Linked DNA regions of Mus musculus: region 1 is linked to region 2. A link is a loop called in an ENCODE intact Hi-C map of the cell type or tissue named here. Cell type or tissue: left cerebral cortex. All regions are shown on one strand.

Region 1 (4,000 bases), 390 kb after region 2:
TAAAAAGACAGAGGGTTCATCTGTTTCTTATCTTCAAGAAATATGACTCACCATGAAAGACACCTTCTTAAGATAAAGGGACTTTTAAAATGCATTCCAAGCAAATGAAACTGAAAAATAAGCAGATGTAGCTATTGAAATATTTGAGAAAACTAGTGAGAGATGTAAAATGGATACTTCATGCTCCTTATAGAAAAACTCTATCAACAAGTGATTACTATCAGAAAAATATACGCACCAAATACATGGATACACAAATTAATAAACAAATCACTCTTAAAACTAAAACCAAGGATTCACCACAGCATAGTGACAGTGGGTGACTTCAATACCTGACTACCAGCAATAGATAAGTCACCCAGAAATAAACTAAGCAGAGATAGGCTGGAACTAACGTACATAAAAAAGAAGAAAATCAAACAAACCTAACGGAAATCTACAGAACATTTCATGCAAACACCAAAATATACACATTATTCTCAGAAGTCTATGGAATGTTCTCCCTAATAGACCGCATACTAGTACACGAAGCAATACTCAACAGATATTGGAAAACTAAAATCACATCCTGTATTCTACCTGACCACAACAAAATAGAGCTAGATATGAACCGGCAAAGAAATGACAGAAAGTATAAAAATGCATAGAAATTAAAAAACACAAATGATAATTGTGCTAAGGATGAAGCCATGAAAGTAATTTTCAAAATTCCTAGAAGGGTCAGAAAGATGGCACAGAGGTCATGTGTACTTCCTGCTCTTGAAAAGAAAGTGAGTTTGCTTGCTAGCATCCACATGACAGCCCATAACTGCCATAGCCTCTGTTGCCATTATTCCATTCAGCCTTTTATGTGTACCAGGCATGCACATGGTGCACATACATATCTACAGACAAAACACTCATACATAAAATTAAAAATAAGTTAATCTTATAAAAATAAACCTTAAAATATATTAGAATTGAATGAAAATGTAAAGACATTTCAAAATCTATGGGACAAAAGGAAGGCAGTCTTAAGAAGAAAGTTTATCACTAAATATCTACATTAAAAATTAAGGGTTCTCTCCACATAAAACCACTCCTCCATTGCTGGTGGTATTGCAAGCTAGTATAACCACTCTAGAAATCACTCTCGTGGTTCCTCGGAAAGTTGGACATAATACTACCTGAAGATCCAGCAATACCTCTACTGGGCATATACCCAGAAGATGTTCCAACATGTAATAAGGACATATGCTCCAATGTGTTCATAGCAGCCTTATTTACAATAGCCAGAAGCTGGAAAGAACTCAGATGTCCCTGAACAGAAGAATAGATAGAGAAAATGTGGTACATTTACACAATGGGGTACTACTCAGCTATTAAAAACAATAAATTTATGAAATTCTAAGGCAAATGGATGGATCTGGAGGATATCATCCTGAGTGAGGTAACCCAATCACAAAAGAATCACTTGATATGCTCTCACTGATAAGTGGATATTAGCCCAGAAACTTAGAATATCCAAGATACAATTTGCAAAACTTATGAAATTCAAGAAGAAGGAAGACCAAAGTGTGGATACTTCACTCCTTCTTAGAATGGGGAATAAAATCCCCATGGAAGGAGTTACAGAGACACACACTCTGCAATTAGTCCCACAACACCCAGAGGAAGACCTACTCCTAGGCATTCTAACAAGACCAGGTTGACAGGATCCCAGGATCCCAGGAGCTTGGTCACACCAAGATCTCAGGGTCACAGAGAGAGCTTGACTTCCAGGAGCTCTGACACACCCATGATCTCAGGATCACAAGATCCCAGAATCACAGGATCACAGAGATAGATGAACTCTGAGGAGTTCTGACACAACCAGCATCACAGGAATGACAGTCTCCAGTCAGATATAGCAAAGGCAGGCAGCACTAGAGATAATCAGATGGTAGGAGGCAAGCATAAGAACATAAACAACAGAAATCAAAGTTACTTGGCATCATCAGAAGTCAATTCTCCCACCATAGCAAGTCATGAATACACTATCACACGGAAAACCAAGATTCAGATCTAACATCACTTCTCATGATGGTGATAAAGGACTTTAAGGACATAAGTAACTCCCTTAAAGAAATACAGGGGAGCACAGGTAAACAGCTAGAAGCCCTTGAAGAGGAAACACAAAAATCCCTTAAAGAATTACAGGAAAACACAATCAAAAAAGTGAAGGAAATGAACAAAACCATCCAAGATCTAAAAATGGATATAGATACAATAAAGAAATCACAAAGGGAGACAACCCTGGAGTTAGAAAACCTAGGAAAGCAATCAGGAGTCATAGATGCAAGCATCACCAACAGAATACAAGAAATAGAAGAGAGAATCTCATATGCAGTAGATACCATAGAAAATATTGACACAATAGGCAAAGAAAATGCAAAAAGCAAAAATCTGCTAAACCAATACATCCAGAAAATCCAGGATACAATCAGAAGATGAAACCTAAGGATAATAGGTACAGAAGAGAGCAAAGATTCCCAACTTAAAGGGACAGTAAATATCTTCAACAAAATTATAAAAGAAAACTTCCCTAACCTAAAGAAAGAGATGCCCATGAACATACAAGAAGCCTACAGATTGGACCAAATAAGATTGGACCAGAAAAGAAATCCCTCCCGTCACATAATAATAAAAATAACCAAATGCACAAAACAAATTAAGAATATTAAAAGCAGTAAGGGAAAAGGGTCAAGTAGCATATAAAAGTAGACCTACCAGAATTACACCAGATTTCTCACCAGAGACTGTGAAAGCCAGAAGATCCTGGACAGATATTATACAGACCCTAAGAGAACACAAATGACAGCCAAGGCAAAATATCTCTCAAAACTCTCAATTACCATAAATGGAGAAACCAAGGTATTTCATTACAAAACCAAATTTACACAATATCTTTCCACAAATCTAGCCCTTCAAAGGATAATAAAGGGAAATCTCCAACACAAGGATGGAAATTACGCCCTAAAAAAGGCAAGAAAGTAATCCTTCAACAAACCTAAGAGGAGACAGCCACATACACATAATTCCACCTCTAACAACAAAAATAACAGGAAGCAACAATTACTTTTCCTTAACATCTCTTAATATTAATGGAATCAATTCCCCAATAAAAAGACATAGACTAACATACTGGTTATGTAAGGGGAGAACCCAACACTTTGCTGCATACAAGAAACGTGCCTCAGGGACAAAGACAGACACTACTTTAGAGTAAACGTCTGGAAAACAATTTTCCAAGTAAATGGTCCCAAGAAACAAGCTGAAGCAACAATTCTAAAATCGAAATAAAATTGACTATCAACATAAAGTTATCAAAAAAGATAAGGAGGGACACTTTGTACTTATCTAAGGTAAAACCTACAAGGATGAACTCTCAATTCTGTACAGCCATGCTCCAAATGCAAGAACACCCACATTCATAAAAGAAACTTTACTAAAGCTCAAAGCACACAACACACCCCACACAATAATAGTGGAAGAGTTCAACTCCCCATTCTCAGCAATCAAGGAAACACAAACTAAACAGACACAGTGAAACTAACAGATGTTATGAACCAAATGGCTCTAACATATTTACAGAACATTTCATTCTAAAACAAAAGGATATACCTTCTTCTCAGCACCTCATGGTACCTTCTCCAAAATTGACCACATAATTGGTCACAAAACAGGCCTCAACAGATACAAGAAAATTGAAATAATTCCATACATCCTGTCAGATCACCATGGACTAAGGCTGGTCTTAAATACCACCAAAACAATGGAAAGCACATGTACATATAGAAGCTGAACAATGCTCTACTCAATGATAACTTGGTTAAGGAAGAAACAAAGAAATTGAAGGCTTTTTAGAAATTAATCGAAATGAAGACACATAATATCAAAACTTATGGGACACAATGAAAGCAGTGATAGGAGGAAAACTCATAGCTCTAAGTGCCTTCAAAAAGAACCTGAAGAGAGCTTA
Region 2 (4,000 bases):
TGTCCAATGTCTGGGATCCAACTCATGATCTTCTGGGCTCCTCCAAGGGCTTGGGTCACTTCTCCAGCCAAGCCCTTTGTAGCACACATCTTGTCTTCTAGGCTCCAGCTGCCTGTACTCCACTGCTGCTGCTGTTCTTTGTGGGCATCTCATGGTACTGGCATCTCCAAAATAATGCATGACCTCTTCAGTCCTGGGCCATCAACTTCAATTGAGGCTGCACCTTCACCAATGGCCTTCCATGGCCTCTCACACTGCAGAGCCTCAGCTGCTCTGTGTGACCCCTTCATGCCTTCAAAACTAGTACCACCTGGTTGACTCTTACACATTACCAAGTCCAACCGAAGCACAAGGTGCAACCTTGGTTATCTCTGGAACACAGCCTCTGTGCTCTCAGAAAACACTTCCCAGAAGATGTCACCTCAATGATGCTGGTCTCTTCTTAATCACCTCTAATTTCTTAGCTCCAGCTAACCAGCATCAAAAGTCCCAGTAATCCAAAAATTTTGCTTTAGTAGTTCTGGTGTCTTGTTAATCACAGCTGATTCCTCAGCCCCAGCTAACCAGAACCACAGAATCTTCACAATCCAAAATAGCAATGGCCTTGAAAAGAATCTTTAATTTTCCCTCTGAAATTTCACAAGCCAGGCCTCCATCTTCTGCACTGTTCTCAACATTATCTTCCAAGCTCCTACACAACTTCTGACAGAGCTCTCAACACTGAATGGATCTTCTAGCCCAAAGTTCCAAAGTCCTTCCACAGTCCTCCCCAAAACATGGTCAGGTTATCACAGGAATACCCCACTATGCTGGTACCAATTTGTCTTAGTCAGGGTTTCTATTCCTGCACAAACATCATGACCAAGAAGCAAGTTGGGGAGGAAAGGGTTTATTAGGCTTACACTTCCATACTGCTGGAAATTACCAAGGAAATCAGGACTGGAACTCATGCAGGTCAGGAAGCAGGAGCTGATGCAGAGCCCGTGGAGGGATGTTCCTTACTGGCTTGCTTCCTCTGGCTTGCTCAGCCTGCTCTCTTATAGAACCAAGACTACCAGCCCAGAGATGGTCCCACCCACAAGGGGTCTTTCCCCCTTGATCACTAATTGAGAAAATGCCTTACAGTTGGATCTCATGGAGGCCTTTCCCCAACTGAATCTCTTTTCTCTGTGATAACTCCAGCCTGTGTCAAGTTGACACAAAATTAGCCAGTACGTACCCATTTATTAGTGAGTATATACCATGCATGTCCTTCTTTGACTAAGTTACTCACTCATTATATTTTCTAGTTCCATCCATTTGCCGGCAAAACTCATGATATCCTCCTTCTTAATAGCTAAGTAGTATTCCATTGTATACATTTTCTGTATCTATTCTTCAGTTGAGGGACATCACGGTTGTTTCCAGCTTCTGACTATCAGAGAAAAGGCCTCTATAAACACAGTGGAGCATGTTGCCCTATTGTATGGTGGAACATCTTTTGGGTATATTCCCAGGAGTGGTATTGCTGGGTCTTCAGGTAAATCTATTTCCAATTTTCTGAGAAACTGCCAGACTGATTTCCAGAGCAGTTGTACCAATTTGCAATCCCACCAGAAAATGGAGGAGTGTTCCTCTTTCTCCACATTCTTACCAGCATCTGCTGTCACCAGAGTTTTTGGTCTTAGCCATTCTGATTGGTGTAAGGTGGAATCTCAAGATTGTTTCGGTTTGAATTTTCCTGATTGCTAAAGACTTTGAACATTTCTTTAAGTGCTTCTCAGCCCTTTGAGATTCCTCTGTTGTGAAATCTCTGTTTAATTCTATTACCCATTTTTTGATTGGGTTGTTTGTCTTTATGGAGATTGTCACCTGGCCTTTATTACCCACTTATCTTCACCTTTAACCCTGCATTTGCTCCAGAGTAGATACTTAGAAAATAAGCCTATTCCAGTATGGAAATATGACAAGGTGTTTAAGAGTGATTGTTGCTCTTGTGGAGCACCAGAGTCCAGTTCTCAGTACTAACGTAATTCAGTACAGAGATTACCTATGCCTCTGACCCCCCCCCAGGAACATGAATTTATATGGTATTCACAAAAATATACACACATAAGCATACATAAAACACAAGAACCTCTTAAAATACTGAAAATGTGTGTTAAAATTAATTAATGAATTATGTAACAGGTGCTACACATGGGTTGAGTGCATGATACTTCACAGATCATCAGAGAGGACAGTGAACATTGCTAGAATAAAGCATGAAACTGTGAGAAAAGTATTTCCTTTTAGAAGTTTTGTTGGAAATGATAAATGATTCTGAGTGGCCACCAGGTGGGGACATTGCAGAGCAAATGCAAAGACTTGAGGCAAACAGCAGCACAAGCCATTCTTTCTGCTCAGAACTGCAGTTTACTTTTTTTTTTAAAATATACTACTTGTATTAATAATTTGGGAGTTTCACATTATGAACCCCTATCACACTAACTTCCCAGTCCTCTCAGGTCCTTCCTACCCTTGGCTCTCCACCCCCTCCCAACCCCCAAGAAGAACAGGGGAAATGAATGAATATAGGGGAAGAGGGAGGGAGAGAGGGAGCAAGAGTCCAATTTGTGTTGCCCATACGCTCCCAGAGCATGGTCAAACTACCAGTGCCTTAAAGAAAATAATTCTTCTCTACCCACATCCTTGCCACAGGCTATCAATTGTGGAAGGCTACATTTCAGCATCCTTACCACAATTTTTAAGATTTTTCTTTGATGGCTTTCTTTCTAGGCTGCTACATTTTGGGAGGGGGAACAGGAAAGTAGAGGTTATCACAGATACCTTCTCTCTCCTTTTTCCTCAATTGTGAGTCTGCAGTCATAAATACCATGGCAAATGTAATTTCCTTGCCCTTTACAGTGAGCGGGAGCATGAATCATGGATTTCCATGTGGTTTCTTGCAAGAGCATGGACCACAGCCATCCACACGATCTATGGCATTAACGTATTCTGTGGAGCTCAGCCTGGTCTCCTGTGGCAGTACACACCACAGACATCAACATGGCCTTCTGCTTCAGCAGAGGTCAAGAACATGAACATGGCCTGAGATGGTAGTGCAGGCCACTCATATCAACATGACTTCAGGTGGCAGAACAAAACAGAGACTTCAACATAGTGGGCTTTGGTATGCATATGCATAGAAGAATGTGTTGTATCTGCTTGAGCACACACATATACAAACACACACACACTAGTTGAAGAAGAGATAAAAGAGGTAATGAAATGTAGATGAAGATATGTGGGAAACTGTAGTGGAAGAGATAAGGGAAAGTTGCAGAAAGAGAGTGGTGGAAACTATGTAAACACAGCATAAATTTATTTTTTATTTTAAAATAAATATCAATATAAAAAAATCCCAGTGCCATATTGCTTAGACTAGAAAAAAATCATAAGAAAGCAAAACAAACAAAATATGGCAGAAGACATTCTAAAGAATAAAAGCACTTCAATATGCATTAGTAAACCTGATTTCAAATCATATGCAGAGCCATGGAAGAAGAATGTGGTAATCATCCAAAAATATATAGACAGATCAATGGAATATAACTGAGTACCCAGATGTAAGTCCGAATGATCACAGTCATCTAATTTTTGACAAAGAGTAGGAGAATGCACACTGAAGAATAGCCAGGATCTCAAACAAGTGTTGCTGAGAAAATTGATTTTCTGTATGCCAAAAAATGAGATTAGATTCTAATTTACCATCTTGTAAAATCCTCAACTCAAAATGAATCAAAGCCCTAAAACAAAACATCTGACAGACTGAAACTGCTAGAGAAAAAAAAAAAAAGTACAGCATGTGCTTCAACACGTGGGTATGGTAAGGTGTTTCTAAATAGAACTCTAGACACACAATCAACTAACGATAGTTCATGAAATTAAAAATGCTTCATTACAACAAAGGAAATTTGGAAGTAAGTGAATTGGCAGTGCAGAAAACCTGGTTATCTTTTCATCCAAAAGAAAATTAGTG

The links. Hi-C counts contacts between places; a loop is a spot of excess contacts. Peaks named below come from ENCODE experiments on the same cell type or tissue, not always from the same donor. Only the 100,000 strongest peaks of a DNase experiment are listed, where the experiment ranks them.
Region 1: it touches region 2 in a loop (4-fold over the local background); 9 of 42 quality-filtered maps call a loop at or near these places.

Annotation. Positions count from the first base shown.
Region 1 is chrX:96,489,395-96,493,394 of GRCm38, reverse strand. The region is part of intron 10 of Heph (hephaestin); the gene reads right to left. Among named protein-coding and RNA genes, the nearest start is that of Heph, 36 kb to the right of the region's middle. In left cerebral cortex, no CTCF peak of the experiment used is centred here; a DNase peak (open chromatin) is centred at 1,814.
Region 2 is chrX:96,877,248-96,881,247 of GRCm38, reverse strand. No RefSeq gene overlaps it. Among named protein-coding and RNA genes, the nearest start is that of Gm39527, 88 kb to the left of the region's middle. In left cerebral cortex, a CTCF peak has its summit at 2,310 (motif pointing right); a DNase peak (open chromatin) is centred at 2,320.